Regions from separate parts of the Homo sapiens genome. Here region 2 is linked to region 1. Evidence: chromatin loops called from intact Hi-C (ENCODE). Cell type or tissue: gastrocnemius medialis. All regions are shown on one strand. Links, peaks and the distances in the headings refer to the core of each region. The heading gives the core; the rest is flanking DNA.

Evidence for each region. A loop is a pair of places that touch in the nucleus more often than their neighbours do. Peaks named below come from ENCODE experiments on the same cell type or tissue, not always from the same donor. Only the 100,000 strongest peaks of a DNase experiment are listed, where the experiment ranks them.
Region 2: a loop joins it to region 1, with 3 times the contacts of the local background. A loop is called at or near these places in 1 of 110 quality-filtered maps.

Annotation. Positions count from the first base shown.
Region 1 is chr4:100,294,935-100,307,795 of GRCh38, reverse strand. No RefSeq gene overlaps it. Among named protein-coding and RNA genes, the nearest start is that of SNORA101A, 94 kb to the left of the region's middle. In gastrocnemius medialis, for the core only: no CTCF peak of the experiment used is centred there; a DNase peak (open chromatin) is centred at 5,215; H3K27ac peaks cover 2,500 bases.
Region 2 is chr4:100,160,898-100,173,758 of GRCh38, reverse strand. No RefSeq gene overlaps it. Among named protein-coding and RNA genes, the nearest start is that of DDIT4L-AS1, 23 kb to the left of the region's middle. In gastrocnemius medialis, for the core only: no CTCF peak of the experiment used is centred there; no DNase peak of the experiment used is centred there; H3K27ac peaks cover 677 bases.

The DNA.
Region 1 (12,861 bases), core at 3,716-6,215:
AAAGAGCAAAGCATGGGGAAGAATTTTATAGGAAACTGCAAAATCAGGCTGAATAACTCTTAAGTCCTACATACTCAAAATCTCAGATTTTTATATGAAAAAATAAAAATTACTTTTTAAAGCATCTACCACCCATCTCTGCTACCCATCTGTACCTTCATTGGCATACGTCATAAAAACTTGGCTGTAGGACTATTTCTATATATCATGTGCAGTTACATTCAGCTAACAGTTTGGGGACTGCAGGTATGAGAATTTTATCTAGTGCTATGAATCTGACATGTTTCTGCTCTCTTTTAGGAGTTCACAACTGAGAAGGAAGAAGAAAGACACCAAATAACACCAAACCAGATGTGCTCTGAGAAGTGCTAGTCTACAGAAACAGCAGAAGAGGGGTGAAAGCCAAGTGGGGCATCTGAAAAACCTTGTGGGACAGTTGAGATATGAGATTTAGGATGTTGTGGCTAGAAATATGGGAACAGGGCATACAGAGGAGAAGCAGATGAGTGATGCCAGCCAAACTATGTGCGGTCTAGGGAGAAGGAAGAGGTCAGCTGGACCCTGAGAAGCTGGAGCATGGATTGTGGCATTGTCAATTGGGTCAAAGAGATAACCTAGGAATAGAGTGGAGAAACTCATGTCCTTATCTAATGAAGCTGTATTTTTCCCAAATACCAGAAAAGAATGAAACATAAAAGCATGTGATTCCTTCTAATCATCTAACTCTTTCCTGAAAGCGAGGAATAGCTAAACAAAAGCAATAACAATAACAAGAACAATATAGTCCTTCCTTCACGGATTCCACACACATTTTCAGTGGAAAAACTGATTCCTAGTAAGTGATGCAATGGACCAAGAGTCAGTAGAACCAAGGTCTAGCTGTGGTAACTTAAATTGTTCACAACATAACTTTGGGTCAATCTGGGTAACAGTTTCCTTAGCAATAATGCCAGTCAGCTGGATTTGCAGAAAGAGCCTGCTGAATCCCACCATTTCTATGGCGTTGTCTCAGAGAAGGTAAGAAAAAGCACAGCCCTCCCTCCACCCGCTCAGTATATTTGGGCTTCTGCATGCACTTTCACTTGAAGAAAATGTGCTAAACTTTACAAACCATTTGAGAAACACCTGACTACATCATCTCTAACATTCCTTTAGCTGTTACATGCTATAAATCCATGCTATTTCTTTTGTTCATATAACTTAAAAGTGCATTTCTCATTAACACCCAAATATGCACCATATATATATTCATGTGCCATTGTGAATGCATTTGATAAGGCCTAACATGGGATCCAGTTTTGTTTCTTCATCTAACAGGCTTTTGGATATGTTTTCTCATATTTGCTAATGGACATATAGGTAGGCAAACGAACACTCTAAATGCAGAGCATGATTTGTGGTATAAAATAATAGAAACCAAGTAAAATTTTCCATGGCAAATGAGTTTTTGACTTAGTCATTGTCCCAGCAGTTCTTGGTGTCCTGAAAAATGCAGGAGATTAACCAGACTGCTGGATGCCAAATTTGCCAAATCTCCTGTCTTGCTCCATTAATCCCTCAGTGACTCAGAGAATGTAGTTCTTAGCAAGTTGCCTAGTCAGTAAAATGGCCAGCATACAATGATATGTAAGCATTAACTAACAAGGATGAATGATTCTTCTTGACTTCCTGAGCAAGTGACTTGGGCAAGGCCTAAGGGAGAGTTAACACTAAGGCCAGCCTTAGGCCTGACATGAATGGTTGGGTTCCCAAATTCCAGAGGATAGATTGGTTCCAGTCAAATAAGAGAGGTAAAGATCTATTTTGTGCAAGAGTAAGCCATATTCAAAATTGAAAATCTAAAGATGAATTTTGGAATTTCCCCCGCTACATGACCCTTAACTCCCCACAGCTCTGCTTCCCAGCACCCAGTGCCTTGTGCCTTTGGCCGGCTCTCAGATCCCGTAGCAGCTGAGACTGCCCATCTAGGCCTTTTCTTTTCTTTATTTAATTTGTAGAAGTGCTCACTGCTCCACACCTTTGCCTATCTCCCTTTTTCCAGCACAAAGGCCACCGGAGCTACATCCCACTGCTTAGGACTGCTCTCTGTTAGCTTTTAGACAGGAAATGTGACCTGCACATCTGTGTTCATGTTTCAAGCTGTTAGTGAAACTTGTAACCTATCCAGGAAAGAATTAACCTGGCATCATGTGAGAGGTTCTACCAACTAGTTCTGACCATCCTGAAGACAAGAATCTTAACTGCACTAATTGCCAGGAGGGCTCTAATAAAATCTGGAAGTTCTCTTTATTTTTAACTTAGTGAGTAAGAAAATGAAAAATGGATGAGCCTTAAAGGATTGAACCTAAACTAGAATTAGATACATATTTATTTTATTATACAACTGACTTAGGCGACAATCCAGTCAGCAGATCATAAAGGATGCACAGTGGGGGTTGTGATGTATATTTCCAGTTCCTCATCAGCAAGACTCAGTGAAAACCCTTTGTCAAGTGTGACTGAGAGAATGATTTCCATATTGTCACATCCTGCTAATCTTCCACACATCACCTACTCTTGTCCCACACCAGACTGCCATGGGAATGGGTACATTCTTATATCCCTATTGTTAAACATAGTCTTTGTATTTGCTCAAGGTTCAGATTTTAATAGAAATATTTTAAGCAGTATTATTGCTAAGAGGCCGTGTTTACCTCCAATATGCAGCCCTTGTTGTTCCCTACTTCTTTCAGGAATGGTGTGTGTTTGTGGCTCACACCCATCTGCAATCTCCCAACTGCACTTAGCTTGCTTCCTGTGTGTGCTGCCGGATTAACATTACTGCTGTACTGAGATACTGGTGAAAATTATAGTCCATTTGTTTTCATAAGAGTAGGAATTTTCAGTGTCAAGGCATATTTTTTTAAATGAATTCTCCTCTGGAGCAGAAATGTTGAAACCATAAAGATTCTATTGTGATGTCATTAAATCTCATTAGGCTTCTGTGTAACACGGATAATTCCTAATAGCATATACAGTTGCTTCCTTAATATGCCACTTGGATGTTTTAAAGGCACTCGAAATAATATTTCACACAAAAAAGCTTGAATTCCATCTCATTTTTCAATATTGGTTCCTCCCAATCCTTCTCCACCTCATCAAAATCGCACATTCAGCCAGTAACTAAAGTCAAAAATGTACAAGACATCCCAGTTTTCTCATTTCTCATTTTCCCTGTCTAATCCATCAGTAAAAGTTGTAGGCTCAACCTCCAAAATATTCCTCCCTTACTCCCTCCTCCACATAGCCACAGCCACCATCACCTCTGACCAGGGCTATGTATGCTATGGCCTCCTGATCACTCTCCTACCCTCATGTCTGCACCAGCTACAGATCATTCTTATCAACAGAGTGACATTTATAAAATATAAATCAGATCACTTCACTACCCTGAATAAAACTCTTCCTACTGAACTTAGAATAAATTCCAACTCTTACCCATTACCTGTTAAAACATACGTAGTCTTGCTTCTTCCTCCTTCCCAAGCTCCAAGGGCAAGCAACAAGGTCTTCTCCATTCTCTTGCCATAACACGTTTGACAGGTGGCACCTTCTCATTCTATGGGTGTCAGTTCAAATGTCACCTCCTTCCAGGCCATTCATAGCCACCCTCTTCCCTTGACCTAGTCAGACTTGAAGGGTAGGGTAGCCTAGCTATTCCCTTTATGGCCTTTACTTTGTCTGATTGACAATATTTATTTTTTGGTATACAGCCTAGCATCCACTTCTAGGATGCAAGCTCCATGAAGACAGAACCTTGTCTGCTTTGTGCATTGCTCTATCTCCCACCACATGGCAATACCAGGCACAGAGCAGGCCCTCAATGAATATATGATGGCATTGAATGATTATTTGTTTGGAATACTGGCTGTGTCACTTACTTAACTGGGTTACCTTTGTAACATTACTTAATTTCCATTTGCCTCAGTTTTCTCATCTATAAAATTAGGACAAAGCAGAATCGATCTCATTAGGTTGTTGTGAAGATTAAAATAACATATGTTGGCTGGGCATAGTGGCTCATGACCATAATCCCAACATTTTGGGAGGCCAAGGTGGGAGGAACTTTTGAGGACAGGAATTCAAGACCAGCCTGAGGAACAAAGCAAGACCCTATCTCTACAAAAAATACAAAATATTAGCTGGGCATGGTGTCAAGTGCCTATAGTCCCAGCCACTTGGGAGGTTGAGGTGGGAGGATCCCTTGAGCGCAGGAATTTTAGGCTGCAGGGAGCTATGATTGTACCACCACACTCCAGCCTGGGCAACAGAGGGAGAACCTGTTTCCAATAAATAAATACAGAAAATAAAATAAAATATGTAAAGCACTCAAAAGAGCACTAATTAAGTATTATTATTGTTATTGAAAAACTAAATGAGCCACCTCATGTGAGCTTTATTATCAAGTAATCACTATCAAGAAACAAATGAATTTTAAAAAGGGCCCTCTGAAGATGACACTTTAACCAACAGAGAAATTCCAAAAAAGAAAAAAGGGCATATCTGATTTTACGGTAAATGGTGGGTGAGTTTTGTGGGTCCCATCAAATTCTTCTCCAGGACTTGCTCCTCTTTCTAAGCATAAGGCTGAAGCTAACTCTATAAGGAAGAGCACACAGTACAGTATTTGCCTGCAACTGTGGTCATTTAACCACTCAGTCTCCTTTCATCTATGAAATAGTAAGATGATATATACCGTATTATAATTACAGTATATTAAAAAATAGCTATATAAGAATATCTAAGTCAGAGAGTTAGATGAGATGTATACAACTTACATAAAAATACATTGCCTATATGAAGACTAGCAGGAAGTTGAGGTTGGCAGTGTTGTCTCTTTATTCCCACTCAATTACTTGGGTCCCTTCTAGGCTAGGTGCTAGGAAAGTATCACATGCTGACTGTGGATGCTTGCAACACTGAGAATAAAACAGAACCCTGATCTCAAGGAGTCCAGAGCATGGAGGGAAGGCGGCCCTGTAATCCAAGTGAACACTGCCATGATGGCAACCAGGGGACAAGCAAGAGTTCCCGAGGTTGCTCGACCCGGACCATTACTAACTCCATCTGCAGTGGGTGGGGGGTTTGTTGGGGAGGGCTTCCCGATCTCAGCTGCTGTGACCCAGAGACTGGTCTTGTGGTCAGGAACATATCCAGGAGAGCAGGAGAGCTCTGAAACTGATCTAGAGTTTTGGCTCTGTTTGAGGTACACCTAAGCTGGCCCCGAGACATTCAAACCTCAATGAAACTCAAACCGAATGTGCTATTTTCCAACTTGTAAGCTGACCCTAGGGCCGCCTGTACTTCTCGGAAGTTCTCTAAATTGAAGATCTAGAGCCAGGATAAACCACTAGGTTTTCTTGGAATGCCCATTACTGCTGCAATCACCTCTTATCTGCCTGCCTGCTTCAAAGTATAAAGAAATTTTATACTTTTTGAGGCCCAGTGTAAACCTCCTCTCCTTCAAATTGCTTTCCAGTCCCCTGTGCATATTAATCTCCCCCAACCAACCACAACCTGCCCCTGATGTATTCTTTTAAAGTCACAAAATCCATCATATTTTTATTGCATAATTATTTATCTTGGCACATGTTTCTTACATTTGATAACACAAACCACTAATAGAAAAAAATAGGAATGTGTTCTTTTTTGGGGGAAGAGGGGAATTTTCTGCTTTGTTTTCAGTGTTTTGCATAGACACTTGAGCCACAGTCACAGACTCATACTCTGAAACAAAGGCCCTAAAAAATGAAATGAATACAGTATTTGAAATGGAACAGGTCTGGTGCTTAGGAGAAAGGGAAAAAGGGGGCAGAACACAAGAACATCTTTATATTGTAATTTAAGTAATGTAGGGAAGGATTTCCAACCAACTCTGGCACTATAATCTGCCTAAAGTTCTTTCCACTGGGCGCTAACCTGACTGGAGACTCATTTGGTTTAATCATGACTCTTTTTGAAAAAGTAAGTATCATCTAGTGAGGTATCAGTCACTCATAGAAGGTGTAAGATTATGTTTAAAGACAAGCAGATGCTAAGGAAAACATATGTTAAATAGTGAATCAATAAACATTTGCCTTTTATTAGCTGAATAACCTTAGAAACAATCTCCCCCAACTCTTAGACCCTCAGAATATTTGCTCCAAAACAGGGATAACGAAGCTTTTTTTCAGAGAACTGGGGTAAGGATATGGATAAGGTTTATGTGAAAGTGCATGAAGCAGTAGGAACTCATGTGGTAAGTTCCTACTGTTCACATTGTGGGAACTCCCTGCAACATGAATAGCTAGTTTATCATTCATTAATTCATTAGCTAATACCTATTTATCCCATACCTACTATATGCCAAGTGCTATGGCTACAGTAGTAAACAAGAAAGAATAGTCCCTATTTTCATGATGGGAAAGATGCATATTTAGCAAATTGTAGCAAAATTAAATAATTGCTACTGTGACATGTGAAGAAAGAACAATAGAGCACCAAAAGAGTGAATAACAGGGAGAGCCTTCCCTAATCTTTTGCGTGGTTGGTTAGAAAGGACTTCAGGAATGGGAATCCATACACGAGGCAAGAAGAAATTGTGGAACATGATGCTTCCTGGGTAATGCTTGTGCGGCCAAAGAACTGCTTAAGATAATAGAGTTTAAGGGCGGTAGGGAGGGCAGAGGTAGCGACTGGGATGGGCATGAGAACAGATAAGGAAAGTCTCTAAATTACGAGTGAAAGATGAGATATGGCTGCTGGGCATTGTCCCAGCACAGTCCTAAGACTAAAACAAGCAGCTATTAAGGTGCCATCATATCTGAAATGTTAATAAATAAGATTTTTTTCCTTACAAGCTCCTCAGTTGTCCCTCCTCTGCTTCCTACCTCCCTCACTTTCATCCCAATCCCTGGGAAGCCTATACTCCTAGGCATAGGAGAAGAATATAACCGAGCAGAAAGCAAAACACAGCAAAAATTTTCCTAGATAATGTTTCCGAAGACAAAGTCTTTAGGTGCAGAAAGCACTCCTGACATAAGCAAGTGTTTGAGACCAAGGGATGTAAGAAATGTTGAGCTTCTCAAATCAAGGAGATTGGGGAAGGTAGAGTTCCCCGCAATGCCTTTGTCTCAACTGAAATGTACAAAATATCCCCCTGGCTTGGGGAAGGGAAAGAGAAAAGACAGTTGGCGACAAAACAATGAGAGTGAGTCTAGAGGGGGCAATTGTTCTGCCCCTAAAATGTGGCCAAGCCCAAGAAAGGTATGAAATCTCCAAAAAATAAAGAACCACTCCTTCCTTATAGAACCTCAAGGTGTTGGCAAAACCCTTGGGGATGTACTGGCTGAATGGCTGGTTGAGACACACATGGTGAGTCTCACATGCCCTGTGAAATGATCTGATAGTTCTTGTACTCACAGACTCTTCATGCAAGTAGTCAACGGAGCCAGAGCCAACAGGGCTAGACATAGGCACAAGGTGCATCAGGACAGCAAGCCGTAGAGGCAAATGACCAAGTCCCAACAGGATAATAGAGACCTTGAAACTTCCTATTTCAGAGAATTGGGTAGAGGCTATTTAGGAATCATTAGGACATTGAAGACACTGAATTGACTGAGATGAAATAACACTTCTTTCACAAAATGGAGGTTTAGAGATAAAAAATAGTTGTTACATAAAAACTAAAAGTTATATGTTTGCGTGCCTTAGTTTGTGAACTGAAATTCACACCTACTACACCTAGATGTTCTTAGATGCCAGTTTTGCTTTTCCATCACCTGAGCTCTTCCCAGACTCCTTTATTTCAAGTTAAATTTCTGCACTTCGGTTAAGTCCCAGGATTACTGCAAAGATGCTTTCTAAAGGGAAAACAAATCATTACAGATTTTGCTATTATTATTGTGAACCTATGTGTCCTGCTGTGAAGTGGCCTCCATTTAATAGGCTGCAAAAAAAAAAGATGAAAAGCACAGCAATTATTATCCTCCTCAGATGCAGGAACTGAGCTCAGGCCCCAGCAACTGGAAATATGTATATATCCTGGTGTTGGCAAAGCTTTTAGCCGTTCTGCCTGGAGTCTTTCTTTGAAGTATGTCCAAATGGGACTTTGAATACCAGACACTAGCCACTCCTTGCTCTCTACTACAGGATTAAGAAACATGGTTTTGTTTGATGGCATGTCATCTAAGGTGGTTTTTACCTTTTAAATAAAAAAGATTACTCAAGCTTCAAAGCTAGTTGTTCCTTGGCAAAGGGTAACACAAATTCTTGGGGGAAGAGAAAAAGGATAAAAATTCTGAGTCTTTCTGGTTCCCTCTGGAGTTCCTTGTTAGGTCACTTTCACCAATTAGCTCCCAAAGATCCTTGCTGACAGCAATTTATAGATGAAAATCCAAACCAAATGAGCCCCAGCTGTGGGACAAAGGCTTCCATGGTAAAGCAGGGAACAGATTAGAAGCTGGCTTAAGCACACACACACACACACACACACACACACAAACACACACAAAACTAACTACGGGAATTCAGCTAAGGAAACTCAAGGAGGTCTGGACTCCAGGGAATAAATTCTGAGTCACTCCAGCCATTTCCCATCTCTCTCTGTCCTTTTTTTTCCTTTTTTTCTTTTTTTTCAAATCTGCATGGCCTGATCCTCAGGCCCTGACTCAATCTTTCTGCATGCTACATTGAGTCACTTGGCCTTGAAATCTGAGCATGGTTAAAAGTTGAAAATCATTCTAGGGTCTGTTTTCTACCAACCTCCTGGTATACCATTATTTTGTCCTTATAAAAAGGAGATAAAAATGTCACAGGCAGAACTTGGAAGAAAAATTCAAGTAAATAGAACAATAAACTTCATAAATAGAAAGTGCTTTCAGAGTGTGTCCCAGGCAAGGTTATGCATGGTTTGAAAAGAACTGAATTTTAATAGACAAAATGTTGCACTCTAAATGCTTTTTACAATGGTAGCCCCATTGTGACCAGCTTTTCAATTAGCTCAGGAGAATTGTGTTTTTCATGTGATTTTGCCAAAACTTAATATTCATAGAAATGATACTGTGCTCAGGATACCTGAGATCAGACCCGAGGAATTTCTCTAAATAGCAAAGGGACCAAAAGGTCATTGCAGTACCTGCAGAACATTAGAGAAGGAAGGATTAGAAAAACTACACCAACAAAATGCTTGTATCTTTGCTGTATAAGTTTGCTAGGACTGCTATAACAAAATGCCACAGAATGAATGACTTAAACAACAGAAATTTACTTTCCCACAAATATGGAGGCTAAAAGTCCAAGATCGAGGTCTTGGCAAGTTTGATTTCTCCTAAGGCTTCTCTCCTTTGTTTGCAGATGGCCACCTTCTCACTGTGTTTGTCCCGTGGTCATTCCTGTGCGTGCACACATCCCTGGTGTCTCTAAGTGAGTCTAAATGTCCTCTTCTTATAAGAACACCAGCCATATTAGATTAAGATCATTTTAAATTACTGTCTTCAAATACAGTCACATCCTGAAGTAACAGGATATTAGGAGGTGGCACAACTCAGCCCACAACAGTGTCTTATACCAACATTTAATGCTGCTGAGTATTATAGCCACAATCTACATAGTTGGGGTCTTAAAAGAAAGTAGGTCACACAGGTAACAATACTCAGATAATGAATAATCATAATTTGTACTCATGTTATTAAATCAATATATTTTCCCTGTATATTGCAGAATACGCTCTTGCCACCCACCCCTCACCCCCCAAAATCCCTATGGTATGGTAAGCTCTGTGGCTCTCAACCAGCAAGCTCTGTCTCCATTTGGTCCAAGAACTGGAAGTAAGGAATGCCTGATACAAATGGCAAGGGTGCAATGAAAGGAGGGTGGGAAGCACTTGGAATCCCTGCGGCCCCTCTTTCTCCCCCACAGGTCTCTTCCTAATTCTCTCCACTCCCAAAAAGTGGAGATTTCTAAGGTTGACTTCTAGAAATAAATGGTGCTATAATTCTAACACATTCCATCCAACTCAATAGATCAAGAATGTATTAAGCAAATATTTTGGACCAGATACTATGTCAAGCACTGAAGGTGACAAAGAACCTGGTTTGAATGAGGCTTTGACCTCAAATAACTCTTTTTCTTGTAGAAGGGAATGATTCCAATAAAGATAACCAACTATAATGTAAGGCAGAACAGAATGAATGTAGGAAGAGTTAGAAACAAATACTATGTGTAGTAGTACTTCAATGAAAAACAAGAAATAAATACTGCTTGGAATATATAAGAGGAAGAGATCATCTCCAGTTGGGGCTGTTAGAGAAAGCTCCACAGAAAAGCTGGAAGATGGGCTTTGATAAAGGTATATGACTGATAGAGAAGTTGGGAAATAGAGAAAAAAAGAACATTTCATGAGACAGGAAAAACACATTGTATGTAGTACAATCAGGAAAATATAGATGCGAGCCATATTTTACCTTGTTTGAATATCAGTTAGTGTTAATTTAGTAGACAATGGGGAGCTATTGAGGTTTTTAGGAAAGGTGTCAGGCTGTCTTCGTTTTGCTTTATAGAAATTAATCTAACAGCAATATATGTAATGGGTTGGAAGGGGAGTCTGGAGAAAGGGGTACTGGATTAGAAGTGATTGAAGTAGCCAAGAAGAATTAATATAAGGCCAAATTCTTGGCTACAGTGAAAATGGGGAAAAGGAAGTTGACTTGAGAGAATCTTTCAGACATTTGGCGTTAAACACAAATTGGGCTAGGAAGGCAAAGTCGAGAAAAAGTACTTCCTATATGACAAAATGAACAGAGAATTTTGTAGAAGAGATGACAAAAAGTGTGGCACATAGTCTTTCAAAGATGGCTGTGTTCAGTCATTCTTGCATTGCTATAAAGAAATACCTGAGACTGAGTAATTTATAAAGAAGAGATTTTGATTGGCTTACTGTTCTGCAGGCTGTACAGGAAACATGACCCCGGCATTTGCTCAAGTAGCTTTCACTCATGGCAAAAGGTGAAGTAGGAGCAGGCATGTTACATGGCAAAAACAAGAGCAAGGGAGGTGGGAGGTGCCACACAGTTTTAAAGGATCAGGGAGAACTTACTTCCACGAGGACAGCAGCAAGCCATGAGGCATCTGTCGCCATGACCTAAACATCTCCCACCAGGTCCCATTCCAACACTGGGAATTACAATTCAACATGAGATTTGGTGGGGACATACATTCAAACTATCTCAATGGCCCCAGACAGTCTCTCTTCTCCTGGCACCAGCATGTTACTACTCACCCCGAGTTGTGGCATATTTCCCCTCCCCTTGAATGTGGGCTGGCCTCGAGACCTACTTTGGCATGTAGATTGTGCCTGATGTGACATTCTAAACTTCTTAGCACAGTTCTTAAGAGAAGAGATCTCCTCTTGGAACCCAGCTGCTGCAAGGGAAGGAAGTGTTGACTAGGCTACTGAATGATTAGAATCCAAATGAGAGAAACTCTGAAGGAGGAGATCATCTTAGAGGTTTTTCCCAGCTGAGTGAAGACCCTAGATAGGATCAGCAGAAGAACTGCCTTGCTGATCCTCACTCAACCCAGAGAATTATGAAAAATAATAAACCATTGTTGTTTTAAGCCACTAAGTTTTGAAGTAGCTTGGCACACAGCCATAGATAATGAAACATAGGGTTAAGCCCATAGGGAATCTGTATTCATCTGCTTGGGCTGTCATAACAAAATACCACAGACTTGCGGCCTAAACAACAGATGTGTATTTTCCCATAGTTCTGAAGGCTGAAAGTCCAAGATCAAGGTGCCAGCATAGTCGAATTCTGATGGGGCTCTCTTCCTGGTTTGAAGATGACACATTTTCATTCTGTCCTCACATGACCTTTCCTCTGTGAGCACCAGAGAGAGAGAGAGAGTTCTCTGGTGTCTCTTCTTACAAGGACATTAAACCTATCAGATCCAGACCCTACCTTTATGACATGGTTTAACTCAGTTACTTCCTCAGAGGTTTCATCTCCAAACACAGCCACACTGGGGGTTAAAGCTTCAACCTATTAACTTGGGGGGACACAAACATTAAGCTCATAATATAAAACTTCAAAGTCAAAGAGATTTTTTTTTTCTAGAGGCAAGAGTGAAAGGTAGAGAGGTGGATTAAACTCAAAACTGTCAAGGCTTAGAATCACTACACAACCCAGCACAGTGCCTACTACATTGGATGAGCTCAAGAAATCTCATTGAACAAACAGAAAAATGAATTACTTGATAACTTTTAGGTGGAGCCTCAAAGTATAAAGGTTGTTTCAAGGACAGTTTTATGGGTAATACCATGTCTCAGGGAAGAATCAACTGATTCTCTGAAATAAGCTAGCTGAGAATTCTTAAAGAGGATCACCTACAGGCCAGGCACATTGGCTCACGCCTGTAATCCCACACTTTGGGAGGCCTAGGCAGGTGGATCATGAGGTCAGGAGATCGAGACCATCCTGGCCAACATGGTGAAACCCCGTCTCTACTAAAAATACAAAAATTAGCCGGGCATAGTGGCATGTGCCTGTAGTCCCAGCTACTCAGGGGGCTGAGGCAGAAGAATTGCTTGAACCCAGGAGGCGGAGGTTGCAGTGAGCCGAGATCGTGCCACTGCACTCCAGGGTGGGCGACAGAGCAAGACCCTGTCTCAAAAAAAAAAAGAGGATCACCTACAATTATATATGAGTGGTATATGGAAATACGTCTACAAGATGTTAACATGGAATACCTGGAGGAGCAGTGGATGGTCAGTGTGAATGGAGAAAGAGGAATGGAGAGGAAAAAGAGCCAAACCAAATAGGAAAAGAAAGGTGACACTAAAAG
Region 2 (12,861 bases), core at 4,721-7,220, 140 kb after region 1:
ACTCAAGTCTCTGTGTCACATTTCGGTAATTCACACAATACCTCAAACTTTTTCATTATTTTATCTGTTTTGGTGATCTGTGATCAGTGATCTTTTATCTTACTATTGTAATTTTTTGGGAGCACCACGAACCACACCCATATGAGATGGCAAACTTAATTGATAAAGGTTGTGTGTATCCCAACTGCACCTCCAACCAGCCCTTCCCCCACCTCTCTCCCTCTCCTCAAGACCCCTTTTTCCCTGAGACACAATGATACTAAAATTAGGCCAATTAATAACTCTGCAATGGCTTCTAAGTGTTCAGTTGAAAAGAAGATTCACATATTTCTGACTTTAAATCAAAAGCCAGAAATAATTAAGCTTAGTGAAGAAGGCATGTCACAAAAAAAGCCAAGTGAAGCTTAGTGAAGAAGGCATGTCATGAAAAAGCCAAGACAGAGCAGAATGTAGACCTCTTGTGCCAAACAGTTAGCTAAGCTGTGAATGCAAAGAAAATTTCTTGACGGAAATTTAAAGTGCTGCTCCTGAACACATGAATCATAAGAAATCCAAACAGCCTAATTGTTAATGGGTAGAACGTTTCAGTGGTCTAAATAGAAGATCAAAATAGCCTAACATTCCCTTAAGCTAAAACCTAATCTGGAGCAAGACCCTAACTCTCATCAGTTCTATAAAGGCTGAGAGAGGTAAGAAAGCTGCAGAAGAAAAGTTGGAAGCCAGCAGTGGTTGGTTCATTAGGTTTAATGAAACAAGCTATTTCCTTAATGTAAAAGTGCAAGGTGGCCAGGTGTGGTGGCTCATGCCTGTATTCCCAACAGTTTGGGAGGCCGAGGTGGACAGATCGCCTGAGGTCAGGAGTTCAAGACCAGCCTGGCCCACATGGCGAAACCCCGTCTCTACTAAAAGTACAAAAACTAGCCGGGCGTGGTGGCAGACGCCTGTAATCCCAGCTACTCGGGGGGCTAAGGCAGGAGAATTGCTTGAACCCGGGAAGCAGAGGTTCCAGTGACCCGAGATCATGCCACTGCACTCAGCCTGGGCGACAAGAGAGAGACTCTGTCTCAAAATAAATAAATAAATAAATAAATAAAAGTGCAAGGTAAAGCAGCAGGTGCTGACATAGAAACTGCAGCAAGTTATCCAGGAGATCTAGCTAAGATCATTGAAGAAGGTGCCTACTGCAAACAACAGGTTTTCAATGGAAAAGAAATAGCTTTTTATTGGGAGAAGATGCCATCTAGGACTTTCATAGCTAGAGAGGAGAAATCAATGCCAAGCTTCAAAGCTTCTAAGAGCAGGCTGACTCTCATATTAAAGACTAACGCAGCTGGTGACTTCAAGTTAAAGCCAATGCTCATTTACCGTTCCAAAAATCTTAGGACCCTTAAGGAAAATGCTCAGTATACTCTACCTGTGCTCTATAAATGGAATAACAAAGCCTGGATGACAGCACATCTGTTTACAGAATGGCTTACTGAATACTTTAAACCCCCCATTGAAACCTACTGCTCATAAAACAAAAACAGGGGCTGGACGCGATGGCTCACACCTGTAATCCTAGCATTTTGGGAGGTCAAGGCGGGAGGATCACTTGAGGTCAGGAGTTTGAGACCAGCCTGGCCAACATAGTGAAACCCCATCTCTACTAAAAATACAAAAATTAGCTGGGCATGGTAGTGGGCACCTGTAGGCTACTCGGGAGGCTGAGGCAGGAGAATCGTTTGAACCCGTGAGGCAAAGGTTGCAGTGAGCCGAGATTGCACCACTGCACTCCAGCCTGGGTGGCAGAGTGAGACTCCACCTCAAGAACAAAAACAACACAAAAGAAAACAAAAACAAACAAACCAAACGAAGAGATTTTTTTTCCACATATTACAGCTTATTTACAATACCCCTAGTCACCCAAGAGCTCTGATGAAGATGTACAAGAAGATTAATGTTGTTTTCATGCCTGCTAACACAACATCCATTCTGCGGCCCATGGATCAAAGAGCAATTTCAACTTTTAAGTCTTATTATTTCAATAATACATTTTGTAAAGTTTTAGCTGCCATAGATAGTAGTTCCTCTGATAAATCTGGATGTAACTTTAAACCCTCTGGAAAGGATTCACTATTCTAGGTGCCATTAAGAGCATTGTAATTTATGGGAGGAAGCCAAAATATCAATATTAACAGGAATTTGGAAGAAGTTGATTTCAATCCTTATGGATAACTTTGAGGGGTTCAAGATTTCCGTGAAGGAAGTTACTGCAGCTGTGGTAAAATTAGCAAGAAAACCAAAATTAGAAGTGGAGCCTAAAGATGGACCGAATTGCTGCAATAAAACTTGAACAGATGAGGTGTAGCCTCTTATGGATGAGCAAAGAATGGTTTCTTGAGATGGAATCTACTCGTGGTGAAGATGCTGTGAACATTGCTGAAATGACAACAAAGGATTTAGAATATTCCATAAAGTTAGTTGATAAAACAATGGCAGTGTTTGAGAGGATTGACTCCAATTTGGAAAGAAGTTCTACTATGAGTCAAATGCTATGAAACAGCATCACGTGCTACAGGAAATCCTTTTGTGAAAGGAGAAATCAGTTGATGTGGCAAACTTCATTGTTGTTTTATTTTCAGAAATTGCCACAGCCATGCCAACCTTCAGCAACCACCACCCTGATCAGTCAGCAACTACCAACATTGAGACAAGACCCTCCTCCACCACCAAAAAGATTACGACTCCCTGAAGGTTCAGATGATCATTAGCATATTTTAGCAATAAAGTATTTTTAAATTAAAGGGTGTACATTGTTTAAGAGACTGCACTATAATGCAAACATATCTTTTATGTGCACCGAGAAACCAAAACATTTCTGGGACTCTCTTTATTGCAATATTTGCTTTATTGTGGTAGTCTGGAATGATATCCACAATATCACCAAAATATGCTTGTATATAGGTTTTATTCTAAATATTGACTTAATTCTGGAAACTGGATGGAAGATTGCGACTTTTTATTGGAATGGCTGCCTCCAAGAAGGGACATAACTTTGGGTGAGGGTACTGCCTGCAGAAGGTCTCAGCTGAAAGTTGTCAGCCACCAAAACATCCAGTTTTTGAGTAGATGAGTGTCCTGGACCTGTATGGCACACAGTGGCATCCATTACAATTGCCACTCCTTTTAAGGTGAATGTAGAAAGGTGGAAATGAGAAATTAATGTCTGTTTGAAGTGATGGAAAGGAGTTAAGTCTGCAACATTTTAAATTCCAAATTATTAGGGCTCTTGTTGGTCTCAGCTCTGCATCAATCTCATTCGGGTAACTTACATCACAGTGTTCTCAGGTTTGTGTGGAACAATTCTGACATATCAAACATAAGTCTAACTAGCATAGCATGAATCTGTAAATAAACAAAGGAAGTGTTTGCCAGTGAAAAAGGCTTTGCTAGGGTCTCATGTATTTGTAGAGGCTGGAGAGAACAGCCAGGAAGTTTTGACCTGACTCACTGAAAATGACATAAGGATAACTCCCTAAATGGCAGTACCAGCTCTCCAAACTTTTGTATGCCCAAGACTCTCCACTTATGATCTTAGGTGTGATGAAAAACAACAGACAATGAGAAAACTGATTTTTAATAATCAGTCTACAAATGTAAAGGGTCCCAGTTGAAGTAGAGGCCCAAAATAACATATTATTGAGTATAGCACCACACCAGATGGCCTCTCCCAGATCGTGTGGGGGCGAAGAATACTTTATTTGCCTGAGTCACAGAATTACTGATGTGCACGATGGGAGCCAAAGTTCAAAGCTGCTCTTGATTGGAAGCCCTGAAAAGTATTGCTTTAGTTTTTCATAGTAATCAACTCAAATGGCTGCACTTTCAAATTCTTTCATCTAGCAACTTTTAAATCATTGCAAAGAGTGGAATTTTATTAGTTTAAAAATGATTTCTTTTTGCTTATTGACTGGTATATGTTGTGTTTGTCTTTAATAAGCAGAGGAAGTAACAGTAAATCCAGTTGAATGCTGATATAAACTGTGGGGTTTCTGGCCTCAGAGGTGTAAGTAGAAGAGCAATGAACAAGGTTGTTATGGAAAAAAAGTATTTCTGGAATCCAAGCATTGCCATTATAAGTTGGTTTATCTTTATTACTCTGAGTTTCCAGAGTATTACAACAAATTACACAGTTTACAACAAACCTTTTATGATAGTCTTGTAATGTGTCTTTTCTATACTTTAATTCAAGTAGGAAAAATAAACAAAACAAAGTTTCCTCTTTAAAAAATTCAGGACTAGACCAAGAAAGCAAGCAAAAAATGTGAAAACAAACAAGCAAACAAACAAAAACTATCTCTTCAACGTGCCTTTCTATGTAGTTGCGTTTAAAGCTTCTGTTAGTAAGCACTTTTCCCCCATCACCTTTATTTATTCTACTTCTCACCTGACCCCTATCTTCACAAGATTTGCACTTATTTATAAGGCAGTTTAAAAACTCATGTATCCTGTCTAAATCATTTAAATGAAAGCTTTTGTTATGTTATAATATTTGATAATATATGATAGGAAATATGAGCCAGTCCTTTACACAGGGTGGTTGGATTCAATGTTATCATGAGCAAATAAAATGAAGTCTGTGAATACTTGCCTTAGAAAGGACCTTTGCAAATAAAACTAGGCAGAGTGAAGCATCCTTGTACAGATCAGGACAATTTAGATCATAAAGTAGTAGAGCTGTAACTAATTAATAAAAACAAGGGGAGGGTATTAATTGAAAGCAATACTGTGTTGATGTAAAAATAAATGTAAAAAATATTAATGTTAAAAAAAAGCATGCCTATTCCCAACCAAGGTAGAGCAGAGTTTCCCTAATTTGTGTAACGTGGGAATCACCTGGGTCACAAATTAACAAATTTCCAGAGCTACCCCTGGGAGATTGTGAATCAGATCTGAGGTCAATTCTGTGTTTAACAAATCTCTCTGGGATTTGATGTGACTGGGCAAGTGAAGGAATTACCAGTGCTTCTGTTTATTCTAATACAACATTCCTAAGAAATCGTCCTTTCTGCCAAACTGCATTCTAAAAATAACAGCATTCACAGAAAAAATTATGATTAGAGTTAGTCACTCAAAACCGATATTGTAACCAGAGCACTAACAAAAATAATAACAGTCCTAACCGAGCAAACAAAAAGCTACAACCGTAAAGAAATGTTACAGTAGTAAATGTAGGATTTTACTATTAAAAGAAAAAGTGAAAGCTAAAAATGAAAGGGTGTGTAAGGAAGGATCTCCTTGTTGAATCATGAAAACAAGGACAAAAAGAAAAGGATAGGGAGAACCCAACAATATGCACTTTCAAGTACAACCAAATTGATCCTAGAGGAACCCCAGGAGGTGAATGGGCTCCATAGAGCATCTTCATCTGAGGCTTGCTGCCTCCCACTGTGTTCATGTAATTTACACTCAGTTTTGTGACTTGTAGGCAACTGTGGTGAAATTGCTTATGACCAGACCAAATTCCATGTCCTATTGATATCTTCCCCCTATTTAACAATAGCTTTTGAGGTAATGAGTGTTATAGAAACACAGGTTATAGAAGTAATGGACTAAGATTGGATATGTTCATAGCTGCAGCAATGTTAAGTTAAAGTAGCCTTTCTAAGAACATATTAAATAAGGATGAAGAGGCCTGAAATGTTCATACTTTCTAACCCAGTGACTTCCTTGCAAGCATCCAAGTGTTGCTACTGGCTGCACTGCCACTGCCCACGTGGGAAATTAATTGCCACTCTTCTGGCACATGAATTCCACACAGCCCTGCTTCTTCAATGCTCTATCCTTCAATTCAAGGCCTAGGATGGCCCACTTCATAAGAAGAAGTATCATTTGAACACTTACTTTGTACTAGACACTGTACTAGAATGTTGCTGGTTAATCTTCATAATCCAATAAGCAAGATATAATTTCTTCATTTTCCTGAGGGGTAAACCTCAAAGGCATACTTAACTTCTTCAAAGACTCACAGCCATTGATGAGGTTGTGGAATCCAAATGCAAACTTATATTGACTTGGGGTTCATGGCAGGGCCACACCAGCAGGAGGCATTAAATGCTGGAAAGGCAAAGCTAGTCAGATCAAGGCAAGGTTCAAATGTAGAGGGGACCAAACACAAACAGCAACTTCTAAAGTCAGGGTAGACTGTGACTGCAGAGGCCAGAGTTCAACACTGGATGAAGACAGGAGAAAGTGAGGCTGGGCAGCAATAAGCAATAAGATTTCCTTGGCCACTGCATGCACACCCAGGAGTGTTTGCGATTGTCCTTGTGGACTGGTATAGAGGTGGTATGAAGCACACAAGCAGGCTGGCTTAAGGCCAGATGTAGGGCAGAGAGTGGATCAGCGTCTCTATCCAAGTGGTTGTTTTTCACAGAGCATCTTCCTTCCTATAGTCTACCCTAGGTCCCTGGACTTCCACTACCATCTGAGACTCCGGAAGATGCACAAACCCAAAGCCAAATGCCTGGGTTGGAATCCCTGATTTATCGTTAACTGTGTAACCTTGGCAAAGTTTCTTGTCCTCAGTTCCCTTGTCTGTAAAAATAAGTTTAATACCTCAGAGTGATTGTGAGGATTAAATGATTTAATATACATCAAGCGCTTGGAACTGCGCACAGCACAAACTTAGTAGTCTTTACTACTTCTTTCTAAGCATGACCTTTCAGTCTAACAGATACAGGCCTAATAGGGCTTGGCTTTGTGTCCCTACCCAAATATCATCTTGAATTGTACCCCATAATTCCCATATGTTGTGGGAGGGAGCTGGGGGGAGATAATTGAATCATGGGGGGCAGCTTCCCCATACTGTTATAAGTGAATACTGTCATATAGTGAATAAGTCTCATGAGATCTGATGGTTTTATCAGGGGTTTCCGCTTTTGCATCTTCCTCATTTTCTCTTGCCACTGCCGCGTAAGAAGTGCCTTTCACCTCCTGCCATGATTCTGAGGCCTCCCCAGCCATGTGGAACCGTAAGTCCATTACACCTCTTTTTCTTCCCAGTCTCGGGTATGTCTTTATCAGCAGCGTGAAAATGGACTAAAACATGGCCACAAACACAGAGGGAATTAGCAACAGAGGATGTAATCTAAAGCTCATAAAGTCATCAAGAGGCTAAATTCTCTCCAAGTTCCCCGAACACCAGGTGTGGACACAACAGACTATTTTAGGATCCCACTCACCAAATACCCTGCAAGCCACACTCTCAAGGGTTCAAGGACTTGGCAGGAAGGAGTCCACAGGTGGTAGACCTTTAGAACTCTCCACCGGGTAGGCCAGAGATTGACAGATTCTCCAACAATACACTAGTCCTCTTGACTTTAATTTAAGGCAATATTCTAAAATGCATTACTAAAGTAATTGTTAGCACTTACATGGAAAAGAAGTGAAGACCAGGGGCCACCTTACATTTTTTTATCATTCTTTTATAACAGACTAACCTAATTTATTTCTTTGATTGTCTCCCTAGACCCTAAATTTAGGTCTAAAGAAATAGAATAACTGACTTCAAATATTTGAAACACTTGTGTGCATGAAGATTACATTCATTCAACATGACCCCAAAATCCAGGGAACCAAAGCTGCTGAAAAACAGATTTTTCTGTTTGATAATAATAATGAAACCTTTCTAACAGTCTAAACCACAGGGTTGCAAACTTCCTACCGGTGGGTTGAATTTAACCCTCATGCAATCTTTTGTTTGGCTTACAAATAGTCACAAGGCACTGCATGCTGCTGTGCAGCTGTACTTTCACAATCTGTGCAATTGTGCTCAGTGACCCAGAAATGTTCACATTATAATCCAAATTTCTCTCTTTTCTTCAGAAATCTAATGGTGTACAGCACAGCCAGCATTCCCTGATAGTATTGTGGATGGATATGTACATTCCAGTCACCTGGAATGTCACTAGTTTATATCACCTGTGCCTAGAAGGCATCTGAGTTAAAGTCTCAGATAATCTTCTTAATAGATGCAAAGAAAGACCTTCTTCCATCATTAAGATTCTCTGATTCTCTAATCCTCTAAGCCTAAATGTCATTCAACAATCTCTATTTTTGCTTTTAGTTGTTTATGAGGGTAACAGGCCTTGTGTGTTCTTTTCAGTAAGAATCTAGCACCATTCTCTGCTTTAAACGTATGTCTTATTTGGCAGCTCTTTGGCCAGCAGCTGCAATGCCCCTCCCTCTCAAATTTCAAAGTAACTTTAAGAATAAGGACAGGAAATGCAAGTGCTTCAAAAAGAGCTTTTTGATGCACTCCTGTGCTGATAAATGCATGTTGAAAAGTAAATTACTACAACGGCTATCTATTTTTAACTGACTTCCGTCATATTACTTCAATACATGCTCCAATTACATATATTGAATTTCCTGACGTTCAATGACACCAAAAATCTTTTCTTGCACTTTGGGGACTTTACTGATTTATATTCTTGAGAAAATAAAGATCACGAAAGAAAGAGAGTTTAATTAATGTGTTAGGGCTGACCATACTATTATCATTAATCAGAAAAAAACAGAATCACAGTAACATTGTTCAAAACAAAATGGTGATAAAAAACAAAAACAACAGCAAAAAGTAACCTAGTCAAAGTATGTGGGTATTAGGTAAAGAAAATAGTAAGCTTGTTTTTATGAAAGCTAAAACTGTTGACTACAACTTGGATATAACATGTGGGAGGTTATGTTTCTAAATATAATGTAAATTAATCCACTCGGTCACTAGATATTATGCAGTCTCACTGCCCTTAAAACTCAATAGGAGAATCCTCTTAATAAGAGGAAATAAGAAAATCCTCAGGGAACTACTCAGAAGAAATGTGATATTAGTTTGCTTTCATAAATGTGTCTGCTAAATATTATTAAAGAAAGCACTCATTTTTGTGATCACTATCCAATAAGAAAATATATAGTAAACTATAACTTTATGGAAAGCGAGCTACCTGATACTTTAAAAAGGAAAAAACCCAATTTTCTTGTTTAAAAATGTCTAGATACACCTAATACCAAAAGAAACCTATTTCTTTTATTTCTATTATTCAGGAAATAAAATTGTATTATACTGAAAACTTAGAAAACAAATATAGTTTGAGAGATTAATAGGATTTCCTGATTAAGAAAAAGGATGCACTACTTAGAAACATCTAAACATGTGATCCTTAAACATTTTCAGATCAATTTAACATGAGTAAATTCTGCAAAAATATTTCAAATATTTTTGGTTCGAAGGCATTGCTAACATAGTTAACCCTCTGTTAAGCTTAAACTATTCTAAATAAAATGAAGGAAACTTACAAATGACAACAACCTGACCTTTTTCCTCCACTTTCTTCCCAATAAATGTATACAAGAGCTGTTATCTGAGATCATAAAGAACTGTCTGTTTCCAGGGGCAAGGTGGTGCCTGGGGAGCAAAAGTTAGGGGCCTGAGTTTGGATAATTGAGTTAAAGTTTGCAATGCACAGAAATGAGTGAAAACATTACAGACAGAAGCCTAGACTGTGATTAGAATAATATGATGCTAGGAAAAGCATATCTTTGAAATCATACAGTCTTAAATCCTTATGCGGGTATTAACAAAATGATCTGCTTTTAGGTGAAAAAAAAAAACATGACAGTAAGGGACAAGATACATGGCTTGACAGTTGCATGAGAAAATACTTGTTAATCATGTCTGTTCCAGGTTCTTCATTCTGAGGCAATTATTAGCAGCTTATAGAGAGCAGTTAAGAGAGAAGAGGATGTTTAATTTAAAGTAAGGACCATCTTTTGACTATTTGGAAGACTTTCTTTTAAAAGATAAGATCATTTATATGATCTCTCTGAGAGTGATAGATTGTGCCAATTGGCACCTCGATCAAATGAACAAGCACTTTATAGCAATCAGAACTGCCTTATAATATTTTACAAGGAGATAAGCTGCTTCTCTCTGGAAAGAAAGTTTAAATGCCACCCAGCAGAGATGCTGTAATGGCATGACTGTGCTGGGCATTGAAGAACTCTCTTTGACTTTTCAGGGCCCCTCAACTTCTAACATTCAATTGGCTTTATAATTTTAAGTGTTGGCTTACAGAAGTCAAGGTAGTTCTCATTATTTTGCTTCTTCTCTTTATTCATAAAATGGTTTAAAAATGGTTTTGAAATCTGTTTTGTTGTTGTTGTTCTTACCTTTCTCCTTTTTATTATGTTAGAATTCTACTTGGGTCATTTTTTTCCATTGCCATCCTATCTAATCTATTATATTGGTACTCATAATGATAAGTTATTCTCCCTAAAACATGTACCTGCATCAGAAAATTTCACTGCACCCCTCCATTTCCATCATTATCTGAAAACCTAAGAGAAAATAAAACCACCAAATTCACCTATACAAAAGCAAATAAATTTTTATAAATGACAAATTGTTTACTACTTCAAACCAAAAAAAGATGAAATTATACTTTTTTAAAATTATTAGAATAATAATAGCTGAAGTACATAGCCCAAGCAGAGTGCCTTAGTGGAGCAAGGCCCTGGCTGGAAGTTTTGCCTTTTCTGCTTAATTTAGTCACTCAACAAACCTGCAGGGTGGAAATTACTATCCCCATTCCAAAAACAAGAAAACTGAAGTTCAGCTCTGTTAGATGACTTGCTAGAGGTCAAAGAGCTGTGAGAATTCCCCTTGAACTAATATTATGATTCTAAATTCTGTGTTTTTCAGGCCATACAGATTTCTTCCCCTTAGCAGAAGCAAAGTGGCATTTGGGACAGAAATTGTTTTTAAAACTTAAGGAAATAACAGTGAGCAGGACATTAAGTGAAAAGCTAAAAGGCTTTGAAATCACCTTTTGAAAAATTATAGTAGTAAGGGAAATTTAACATAATTGACTCCATTTTGCTTCTACCAGGCAAAATTGCTTTTGCCCACTCTTGTGCAGAGAACATAATAGCCCTTTCCTTGAACTGATCCATTCGTTTTTCAAAGATTGAAACTGTATTTGTGAAAACTAATAAAAAGCCACAAGATTAGAATAATGGCAGAAGCCTGAACTTTGTTAAAGAACATGCATGGTTAAACAATAACTATTCATTGCTTGCTTAGCTTGCTTTTCTATAGTTGCTTATTGCCCTAGAGTCATGTAACCGGAAGTCACAAGATTTGTTAACTTCCCCAACTGCTCCTATAAATAACATCACTATTGTTAGACCTAAAGGACTGGTCTTTGAGATCTTTCTCAGATTTAGCATTTTGGCATATTAAGAGACACAGACCTGTGACCCATACCAAGGAACTGACTCAACTGGTCCTGCAGCCCCTGGCCGGGAACTGACTCAGCTGTAGTTTCAATATCTCTGTGATTCCATCCCCAAACAATCAATTGTTTCAGTTCCCCAGTCCCCTGCCTGACAAAGTATCCTTAAAAGTTATTGCCTCTGAATTCTCAGGAAGGTGAATTTGAAAAATATCTTCTGTCCTCCTCCCACATCTGTCCTGTGATTATTAAACTCTTTCTCTGCTGCAATACCTGCTGTTCTCAGTGTATTGGCTTTTGGGGGGCAGCTGGCAAGAAGAACCCATTGGGCTGTAACAGCTTTAGTGCACAGCTTCCTGATTAAAAGATAAAGCACCTCAGAGTCATATGTGTGAGAAAGTTACAAGATATGTGCCTGAAATTTAGCCCAAAGAAGCTAAATGGCGTGATATTACTAGGCATCACCAAATTGCAGAATTAGTCCCTTTCAAGACACTGAAATAAGCTAATTAGAAAAAATTGCTAATATAGAATATTTTAAAGTTGTTTAGTGCTTCTTTAATTTAAGTACAACAAATCTATGAGCCTTTTGTCAAAGAGATATCTCTACATCACATACTGGAGCACTTGGCGTGGTGTTGGTACATTAAAAATGCCATGCAAGGCAAGACTGACTGGCTGAAAGAACGAATGAATAAATGAAATTATGTAAGGCAAAACGATGGGGTCATAATAACACATATAACAATGTTTAGCAGTACAGAATGCTCAGTGCTATCCTAGACTTACAGAATCTCTCATTTGCCCATTTGTAGGGTTTCCTCATTAATAATTCATTCATTTTTATTAAGCATCTCCTCTGTGCCAGGTGCTATACTAAGAACTTCACATGTATTTTATCAGCTATTGCTCGTAAAAACCCTTTGAGACAGTATAGCATGGAGGCTATGAACACAAACTCTGGAGCCGTACTGGATGGATCTGCCATAGCACCTACTAACTGTGTCAGTTTGGGCAAGATATTTAACCTCTCCGTGCTCAGTTTTCTAATCCGTAAAATGGGATAAAGAAAGTTCCTATCTCATAGACTTCTTAGATAAGTGCCTGGCATAGAGTATAGAAAGTATTTGCTGTTATCATTCAGATATAGCAACAGACTGCCTGTATTCTAATCCTACCTTCACCTCTACTTATGTGATCATGAAAAGTAACTTAATCTCTCAGCGGCATGGTTTTTTTCATCTGCAAACAGATGAAAATAAAACATCTTGAGGCTATTTATCAATTAAACAAGTTAATATAAGTGGCTAAAACAGTGTGTGGCATATAAAAACACTCAATATTTGTTGATTATTATAACCTTTATTTTATAGATGAGAAAACTGAGGTTTAGCAAAGGTAAGCGAATATTCCAAACTCACGTGCCATGTGAGTGTGCCCCCAGGCTCAAATCCAGACAGACTGTGACTTAATTCATTTTAGGTGGTCTTAAAATAAATGTTGACATGTTAAATACATTCTACCTAGCAATAACATTTTGGATTTTACCATAAATATTCTGCATATGTTATTGGATGAGACCTAT